Regions from separate parts of the Mus musculus genome. Here region 2 is linked to region 1. Evidence: chromatin loops called from intact Hi-C (ENCODE). Cell type or tissue: left cerebral cortex. All regions are shown on one strand.

Region 1 (5,000 bases):
TCAGCCTTGTTCTCCACTACAGCAGAGAACAGCCTGAGGGCTACTGTTGGGCTCCTGGAGTCTCCCACCTGACTGCCAGAGTCCCCACTGCCTCTCCATGATCTCACAAGGCAGCAGTGTAAAAGGCTGCCATGCTTTAATACCCCCCAGCCTGGAGAGGGGGTCCCATATCCCTGACCACCCCTCTTTAGTATGCCTACTTAGCAAAATGTGGCTTCTTTCTCACTTTCTCTATTGTAATTTGACTCCCAGTACAGAGCAGGAGTTAGGACCCTCCAGGACTTGTGGGAGTCCTTTTGAAAGAATGGCCCCCACGAACTCAATTACACAGTGACTGGAGACACCTGTGGTCCTCAGGCAGCGGGCCTCTCCTTTTCTCTGCCTTTGCTCTCCGCGCCTTAGAAGTACCCTATGGACCTCTGTGTTTGGCATCGCAGATCTCCCCAGAACCCTTTCAGTCAGACAGGGATGGCACAGAAGTTGGAGCAAGGAATGAGAATCATCCTCTGTGGGCAAGGTTGGCTTGGGAATCACTCATCCCATGCCGCTTGACACTCTCGGGGACCAAATGCACGAAGCATGACAGACCTAGCTAGATCCTCGTGGACAGGCTGGGCAGGCATTTCGTGGTTGTGACCTCAACCTTTGTTCTTTCTAGATGACAGGACTAACCACTGACCTTCAAAAGACTGCTTCTAGAAGGTTCCTATTTTCCTGTCCTTCCATCCAAAGAACCCACAAGCCATTTTTCTCCCCCAAATCATTTTCTAAGGAGTCCAAAACACAACACCGCCTCAAGAGCTATTCCACATTCTCTGTCAGCCCGGAACTGCCTTAGACCTTTGCATGTTCCCTGACAGCAGCCTGCCTACCTGAGTTGCAAGCCAGCCAGCATGAACAGGTAAGCTGAATAACTGTGTGACTCTCAAATGCTGGACCTAGGCCATGCACAGAGTCTCAGACCCAGGGATTTCCAGGGATTTTATTTTTGGACCCAGAGAGTGAAGACACAGCTGTGTTCTCAACCTCGATAGAGGGCAAGGATGGAGTTAATGGGAGAGTTGACTTGAAATCCAGGACATCCCAGCTTTCCTCACCCAGTCCTGGAGGAAATCACGATGGATCCCTAATAGTGAAACCAAGCTTGTCATGGAGCCTCCCTGCCCTGCTTGACCTCTGATAAACAAAACCTCACCCTTTACCAGACATTTCTATGGAGCCTCAACTTCTCCTGCAGGCTCAAACCCTCTGATTGACTGGGCCCTTTCTTCTGAACCAGCAACCATAAATTTTAAGGTTGTATAGGTGTTTAGACATCCCGAAAGCAAGCCTCAACAACAAATAGCACTAATGAATAGAACTTATAAATAGCCAGGGCTGATCCACTCGCAGGAAACATGGCTAAGTAGGCTGTGCAGATTCTATGTGCAGGACTGTCTAGGTTAGGCAGAATTGTGCATTTCCAGTCCCTCCCTGCTAGGGAAGTTCTGTTACTCACCTCCTCTCCAGCTCCCATTTCCTCACTGCTAGCACTAAGAAGCATTCTCCTTCACCCACACGAGAAGGAAGAAAAGACAATCAGTGATCTAAGTATAAAGGGTGGGGAAGTGTAAGACCTATGAGGGAACAGCAATGCTTAAGTACTTTCTTTTCTCTAGCAGAAAAGAAAAATGTATTTTAACATCCGTTGTCCATCCATGACATATGTGGTAAGAAACTGCAGCTCAAGAGATTTTGTTAAAGTAATCTTAAAATATTTTGTAAAAGTGAAATAAAGACAAAAATCTAACTGGAAAGACCCTGCATGTGCCTTTAGGGGGTGTTTAGTGTCCCACTCTTCCATTTAATTAAACAAATATTTATTTTGTGCCTACCATACATGCACTAAATGCTGATGGGGGGGGGGAGTATAGACAGCCTGGGGCCATTGGAGGTGTTCCCTGTGTCCTTAGAAAGACAGAGACCCATGGAAGCAACCAGGAATAAAACCCAGTGTTCCTCTCTGCTTTGCTCTCCCTCTCCCTCAATGGAGTCACCACACACCAGTCTTTGGAAGGAAGCACCATGGCAGTTAAGGTGGTGTCTGCCTCCTCTGTGGTCGCATCAGGACTTGTTGTTCTGTTTCGTTTGGGGTGTTTATTTTTTATGAGAGCCTCTGTCAATGTTTCACATGCAATACTAAAAAGAAAAAAAGTGAACTATTTAAAATGATTGTTATTCTGTCAGTGTTTTGGTATCCATGGGACCAAGAATCTTTTACAAAGTTTGCAACAGTTCTTATTTTTGAAAGGGAGGCAAAAGAAGAGGAAAGATAACCCCTAAGCGGTGTGAGACAAAATGAGAAATAACCTTTAGTAGAAAGCCAAGACATGAAATATAGGCTTGTGACAATAAAGGGACCCTAAGGAGTCCTCTAGCTCATCTCTGCGCCTTCAGGTGTCAGCACTGCTGCAAAGCAGTAAGGCATATGGAGCAAGGGGGCTTGCCCATAAATGTACCCTGCATCAATTTGTGACAAAATGCACAAAGAAATCAACTATGGAGGCTCTAACTAGGCCTGTGGGAGGAAAAGAACATTTGAAAACGTCATCTTTCCTGCAACGCTAGAGGGCACCCTTCTATCTTGCTAGGGAGAAGCAGCAGGCAGGCTCTCTGGGGAGGGGCTTAAGTACTTGGTGCAAGGTTTTGTTACCTTCACTTTGAATTCTTAATAGTTTTCAAAAAGGAGCCTTGCACACTGTAGATGGTTCTACAAATTAGAAAGCCAGTTCTCCTAGCAAGTTGTATCCAAAAGGTTTCCTATCTTCGCCTGTAACTGGAGCCTCTGAATTGTCTGGCTGCAGGCAAGTTTTTTCTGTGCAAGACTCTGCCCATGCCTCCTGATCAGACCTCCCATACCCTATGCCCCATCTCATTGACTGAAAACAAAGTTATCACACTGCAGGGCAGGTTTACGCACAAGTGAGTTTTACTTTAAATGAACCCATCTCTTCGTTCCTGTTTCAGATCCAGTTGGATTAGTTCAGTCAATAAGGGTGTTGTCATACTCCTCCCAATGTCCACAGAGTCCACAATGATTAAATAAAGGCAAGCCAGGAAGCACACCAAGGACAGAGGTGGACACGTGCCAGCCAACACAGGAATACAGGTGAGAGGAGCGTAGTGCTTGCCTGTGTGTTCATCTTTCTCTCTGGCAAGTATGTTACTAAAATACACATATAAAAAGGATGAATGGTCTGCCAAAATTTTCATTATCACCGTGGAATATGTTTTATGTTCTCAGCTAACATTTACATTTTTATTGAATCAGACACTTTTCTTTGCTGTGGCAAAAATCACTGAGACATCTTTAAGGGAAGGATTGATTTAGGGGCATGAATTTAGAAATCTGGTTCACGGTCACTTAGCACTGTGCATGGTTCAATAGAAAGGAGAGGAGAAGGAAGTGGCTCACAATGATAGACAAGTGGAGAGATCGGGTAGGAGTGGAGAGATGGGAATGGATTTGGGGATGAAGATAAAGAGATCAAGGAATGAATTCACTGATAAAGTTTGAGCTTTTTAATGTTTAATATTGATTGTCAATTTGACAGATTCCAAAGTCACCCAAGACAAACCTCTAGGTCTGACTATAAGGGAGTTTCTAGTGGAGTTTATTAAGTGGACAGTATCATTTCAAGGGCTGAGGTCCTGGGAAGAATACAAAGGAGAAACCATCACTAACCTCTCTGCTTCTGGCTGGATACAATGTAATCAGCCACTGAGCTCCTACTGCATGATAGACTCTGTCTTTGAACTGTGTGCTACAATAAACCGTCTTTCATTACATTGCTTTTGTTGGTTATTTCGTAGCAGCAAGGAAGAAAGCAACTAAAATAGACCCACATGATCCTACTAGTGCCTCCCGCTGAGAACCAAGACCAGAGCCTTGGCAAGGATGTGTGGGGAGTATGATCCTCCAAATTAGAGCACTAAATACATTAAAAATTGTTAGGGAATATTCTAGAAACATCCTAAGATTCAAGTATAATATACTGAGAGATTATAGCACTGTGCTACACAATGCTATGGCATTGTTTAAGAGTATTTCTCTCCAATTCCATCTCCCTCATTCCATTCAGACAACATAGGTTATGGTTTTAAACCACTGCACATCGGCTGATTTATGACTTTATTTCTGAATTTGTAAATAAATCAAACCTACCACTAGTATTATTCCACTCTGTCTGATAGTAACTGTCAGTGTTCAGATAATAACTTTCTTAAAAGTTGATGGTACATCCTTGGAAAAATCATGTAAAACCTATGAGCTTTAGTTAATTTATATTTGCAGTGATAAAGTGGTTTATTTATTATAAGGTGTTTTCAAACAAGTTTATTCTACTCTTGTACATAATGGAATGACTTTTAACCTACCTCTTTGGATCAAAGAGAAAACTCTATACCCAATTAAAATATTAAAGGTAATTATAAATTGGACTGTATATTTAAAAGTGTGCTGGATTTTTCTGTTTGGTAAGTAGTATTTACTCCAAACTATTTCTCCCAAGAAAGAGAACATGTTATTAGTGGCATGGCAGGTCAACTTTCTGCACAGTCATATTTTTGTTTTAATGCAATCTACCTTCCTCCATCAGATGGCAAGTTTAGTAGGGGTAGAAATATTTAATTCCTTCTGTCCAACGTTATGTCCTTGTTGGGGGTTGGTTTTAATATTTTGAATTAATCCAGTCCCCCCAGATCGGGAATCTGCATGCCCAAACACTGAAGGTCCTTGTCCCCAATTGATTTTTGACTGATTAATAAACAGCCAACAGCCAGTGTCTGGGCAGATAGACTGAGGCAGGACCTTTGGATTTGTGAGGGCTAAGAACTGGGAGGAAGGGGGAGGATCACCATGATTTGGCTGGAGACAGATCCGATTGAGAGCCGCAGAAGGAAAATCATCTGAAATGTTGAGAAGGAATGCAGCCCAGGGTTGCCCAGAAGTGTCTTGGGCA
Region 2 (5,000 bases), 480 kb after region 1:
CAGGACCTTTGTGTAAACAAATGTTTTTAAAGGGTGTAAGGGTTAAAACGTCTGCATAAAGGGTTTAGAAGATGAAGAATGTAACAGATTTTAATTCCTTGACAAGAACAAAAGTTGTGCAGTGTTTGATAGAAAAGACTACCATTTCATGTGTCTCACATCCCTGTTGTGGATGTCAGCAGTCTGCACCGTGACAGGGAGAGATGGAGATGGGCCCTCGATGAATCAGTTTGACCTGCTCCCTACCTAAGCCAGGAAACCTTAACGAACACATGTGCCAGGATCCCTCCACAGGGCACAGTCTTTCCTGGGAAGTGTCCTTCTTTGTCTCTCATTAGAATACCTTCTTGCTGAAAATCAGACCCATTTCTTTGACATCCTGTTGGTTTGACCTGTCAGTGTGTTTACTGTCTAGCTCAAAAGCATTGACTTCAACCCTTTGTGTAACTATAGCGAATTACCCCCAGACTGGAGAATTAATAAACAACACAACACTTGACGATCAAGGCTCAGTAGTGGTGAGCACCTGCAGTGTGGTGTTCATGGCTGCTTCTCTCAGCAGCATCTTCCCATGGATGAGGGCACAGGGCAAAGAGAGGAAGGGCGATGTGGTCTCACAGGATGGCCTAGCAGAAACACTCCCTCCACCCATTCATAAGGACCCTCATCCCCTCCCCAGGGGCTCTGCCATGTGACAAACCCCAAACTCTAGTGTTGTCCATGCAGAGACACATCAAGCCATGTGGAGACACATCAAGCCATCGATTCAAGCAACTAGACCCCGACTTTGGTTAATCAATTAGACTGGGACCACCTGCTGTTTTAAAAAGTGGGGCCACCCTGGGCAAGGCAGAAACAGGTGGGCAGCTCTACCCAAGGAGACGAAGGGAAGTCTTGAGGAAAGCATTTATACCTTTTCCTCCCTGAATGAAATGCCTGTCTAGAGGACCCTTTCCTGGCCAGCTTATCACTGTCTGGGGAGGTATTCTCCTGACCAGCTAGTACATCATTGTCTTGGAGGACCCTCCTGTTCCCAGCTGGAACCACTAGGAGAACCTTTCCCTGGCCAGCTCATCACTGTCTGGGGAGATCCTATCCTGGCTCACCACTGTCTGGCCCCTATTCTGTAACCATGTTTGGTGACATTGATTTCTACCTGAGATAACACAGCAGAAGTAACCTGTTGACTGTCTTCCTCGGTCGACACTCCTGTGCATTTGCCGTGCTGTGTGACCCACAAATTCTCAGCTATTTGCTATCTAGCCTTCTATATAATACATTAGCAAAACCTTGCGATGAGGGCTGAGAGATGGCTCAGTGGTTAAGAGCACTGACTACTTTTCCAGAGGTCCTGAGTTCAATTCCCAGCAACCACATGGTGGCTTACAACCATGTGTAATGGGATCCGATGCATTCTTCTTGTGTGGCTGAAGACAGCAACAGTGTACTCACATACATAAAAAAAAAAAAAAAAAAAAAAAAAAAAAAAAAAAAAACTCGTGTTGAAAATCACTGGGGGAAGGGTTAATCTAGAAATAGTCTAGCACTTTTGTTTTGTAGAGGAGAAAGGTGAGCTGAGAGAGCCATCCTCCGTCATCCCACAGGTGGTGGAGCACTCGTCTACCGGCTATCCTGTACTCAGTAGATATGGGCATGGTCTCTGGTTCATCAGGCTAGCATTTATATAAGTGACCAACAGAAATATTTATGATTTTTTACAGGCAAGTCACTAGGTTCCCTGATCTGATCATTACACATTGAGTGTATGACCTTGAAATGTCATGCTGTACCCTACAGATACTTGAGACTACCACGTAGTCATTAACACTGAAAATATGTCTTTTAAAAGTATAGAAGAAAAAAACAAACAAACAAACAAAGAATCTGGGCAAACAATGCAAAGAAATTCAATAAACAAAGATATCTAGGTACTAAACAATACACTTAAAATGAAATTCTCTGTTCCAGCCACCTCTATGGCCAACAATGTGCATGATAATGTCCTCAGGTGTTGCCTCCGGGTGTGTGTGAGCCCCTGCCCATAAAGGACTGTTGGGCAGGTGGACGACCGCCACCAGCAAATATCCTTTTTGACTCCAACTCGCAGCACTACTGACCTCTAGTGGGTAGAGTCCAAAAGTGGTCTACAGTGCACAGTTCACCTCCACACAGAAAAGTTAGCTAGCTAGCTCAAACTGCCAAGTGTGAAAGCAGGTTCGGATGAAAGCCCCACGTGTGCACAAGATGCCAGTTTGAATGTTGTCTTAGTTACTGTTCTATTGCTATGAAGAGGCAACTTAGAGAAGAAAGCATTTAAATGGGGTTACTCCATTATCGCCGTGGCAGGGAGGCTGACATGGTACTGGAGAAGTAACCGACAGCTCACATCTGATCTACAAGTTCCAAGCTGAGAAAGATACTGAGCCTGGTACACCCAGTGACACGCCTCCCCGGCACCCCAACAAGGCCAAAAGCTCTCATCCACTAACTGGGGACCAAGCATTCAAATATATGAGCTTACGGAGGCCACTCTCATTCAAACCACCACAATGTGAATTGTCTCATAGGCTCACATGTCTGAGCGCTCTGACCTTGGCAGCTGGGACGATTTGAGAAGGTTGTGGAACCTTCAGGGGATAGAACCTTGCTGGAGGGAATGAGTCACTGTGGGGGAGCCTTGACTCTTTACAGCTTGGTCCTACTTCCTGCTTCCTTTTAGCTTTGCAGATTTCAGCTCCTGCCACCGTATCTGTCCCACCATGATGGGCTGTATGCACACACACACACACACACACACACACACCACGAGGGGGACAAAGGGGAAAAGAAATATTCAGAAATTGCCCCCATTGCTCTGTAGGCTGGAGTGTCCAGCAATTTTGTTATGGTAGAGTCCAGGTCAGGTGACAAGGGACTACTGTCAGGCCTCTTCTATCAGGATATCAGCCCCACTTGTGAAGCTTTGCCACCCCAAAGGCCTTCTCTCCTAATGCTTCTGGGAGCAGTACTGGGGTTTAGTGTAAACGTTGTGGGGAGGCATAAACATTCAATCTATCCAGGTTAAAGCATTGCCCTGCTGAGTACATGCAGCCTAGAGTGTCTGCGAATGCAGATGATGAGGTCATATCAAAAAGGCTGGACACTTCCATAGCATGCTGCTTTCCACTTAGAAATTGCAGGAGAAATACTGACACTGAGCAAAAGATGTCTCTGAAGAGCTGGCAGGCAGCAACAAGGAAATCCGAAAAACTCCCCCCCCCCATATCCGATTAGCCCTTTCCTTTGTTCTCACATCTAAGTAGTTGTCAAGAGGGTCAGAGCAGACATGCTCATCAGCCCCTCTGAACTCTGCCACAATGAAGCCTCAAAGGCAGGGGGTGGGGGTGAGCAAGGCTAAACAGAGGAGCCAGAAACCCCAAGGAGCTTGGGCTCCTTTCTCCAGAAGGATGGGAAGTCACTGCCTTTGATGAAGATAAGTCCTTCACATTTCCCAGTGGAAGATGTCCTTTGTGGGATTTTTCCAGGTGGTCATGGACAGAGGATTGGTCCCCAAGTTGGAAATCAAACTTAACTCATGTGAATGGAGCAGCCATTAAAGAAACTGCCTATTCCCCAGAACAGGCAAACTCAGGCTCCTTGGGAATTGAGCCTCTTGGTGAGCCTATGTGTGTCATCCAGCAGTGTGGACCCTGAAGAACACCTCTGGGTGTGGGAGCAGGGATGGGGTAGGTCGGCTATGGTGGAAGAGCACGGAGCCTGCCTGATACCTGCTGCCCCTTTAAAGGCTCATTGGTTAAGAGCACTTGATGCTTCCAGAGGACCTAAGTTCAGTTCCCAACATCCACATTAGGTGGCTCACAGCCACTTAAAAACTCAAGTTGCAAGGGTGCTCTTGAGGCACCTGCAAACACTTCACACACACACTCACACACGTATATGAATGAATACACATAGAATAAAATTAGGTCTTTAACATTTTTATTCTGGGGGCTGGAGAGATGGCTTACTGGTTAAGAGCACCGATTGCTCTTATAGAGGTCCCGAGTTCGATTCCCAGCAACCACGTGATGGTTCACAACTATTTGTAATGATATCTGATGCCCTCTTCTGGTGTGTCTGAAGACAGCTACTTCGTACTCACATACATAAAATAAATAAATCTTTAACAGAAGAATTTATTCTGACACGAGGCTAAGTTGCTGAGTTGAACTCAGGAACAAAGGAAGCCATCTATCCGCGTCACCTGCAGATCCCCTCCTCCCTCCCTCCCTCAGCGTGCTTTTAGCCCCTCGTGCTAGAAGGGCCAGAACCACTATGAGCTGGTGTAGCTGGCTTTCCTGAGACTGGGCACAGGCTTAGAGAGGAACACGGAGTTCCTTCTGTGCCACAAAAGGCAGGCAAACAGAGATTTCCGACCAATTTCGCCCCGCCCCGCACTCTCGCACCCCCACCCCCAGCCTACTGTAGACAGGAGTCCATGTCACATCTCAGAAAGGTCATTTCAGCCAAATCCCCGGAAGCCAGCCGCACGGAGTTTTTTATCTGCTAACTTAAAAAGCACCGGAGGAGAAGGTTGGATGCCCCATCTCACATGAAACTCCAGCCTGCTGTGGAGTAATTCTCTTACTGAACTGTCCTCCTTCGAGGCGCACGCTTCATCCTCCCTGTCTCCGGGGGAGGATCAGAATTGTTTAATCCAAAGCAGCAGAGAGCTCCCTGCCCGCCCGCCCGGTACAGCCTTGAGGAGTCAAAACCTGTGAAGCGCGGCGCTGCAGTGTGGGGAATGAGAACTATCTGTACCTTTGATCTGCATTGCTGCTGGGGGACTGACTTGCACAGAGAGAGGGTGAGACAGAAGATGCGCGTCCTAAGAGAGATTGGAGGAGGGGGAAGCTCGGCTAGCCTCCGACCTGCTCTTACGTTCTTTTACTCTTAACGAAGGATGTGTCCTCCACACCCTCACCCCTCTTGCAGTGACTTCTGGAAACTCACTATATAGT

Evidence for each region. A loop is a pair of places that touch in the nucleus more often than their neighbours do. Peaks named below come from ENCODE experiments on the same cell type or tissue, not always from the same donor. Only the 100,000 strongest peaks of a DNase experiment are listed, where the experiment ranks them.
Region 2: it touches region 1 in a loop (4-fold over the local background); 6 of 42 quality-filtered maps call a loop at or near these places.

What each region holds. Positions count from the first base shown.
Region 1 is chr13:68,999,765-69,004,764 of GRCm38, forward strand. Gm35161 (a long non-coding RNA gene) reads left to right here. Exons shown (of 5, transcript XR_873632.3): 1 at 1-901; 2 at 3,007-3,148. Among named protein-coding and RNA genes, the nearest start is that of Gm35161, 2.7 kb to the left of the region's middle. In left cerebral cortex, a CTCF peak has its summit at 2,604 (motif pointing right); DNase peaks (open chromatin) are centred at 526, 909, 1,475 and 2,606; H3K4me3 peaks cover 357 bases; H3K27ac peaks cover 2,626 bases.
Region 2 is chr13:69,483,409-69,488,408 of GRCm38, forward strand. No RefSeq gene overlaps it. Among named protein-coding and RNA genes, the nearest start is that of Tent4a, 48 kb to the right of the region's middle. In left cerebral cortex, CTCF peaks have their summits at 2,130 (motif pointing left) and 4,081 (motif pointing left); DNase peaks (open chromatin) are centred at 2,131 and 4,712; H3K4me3 peaks cover 845 bases; H3K27ac peaks cover 814 bases.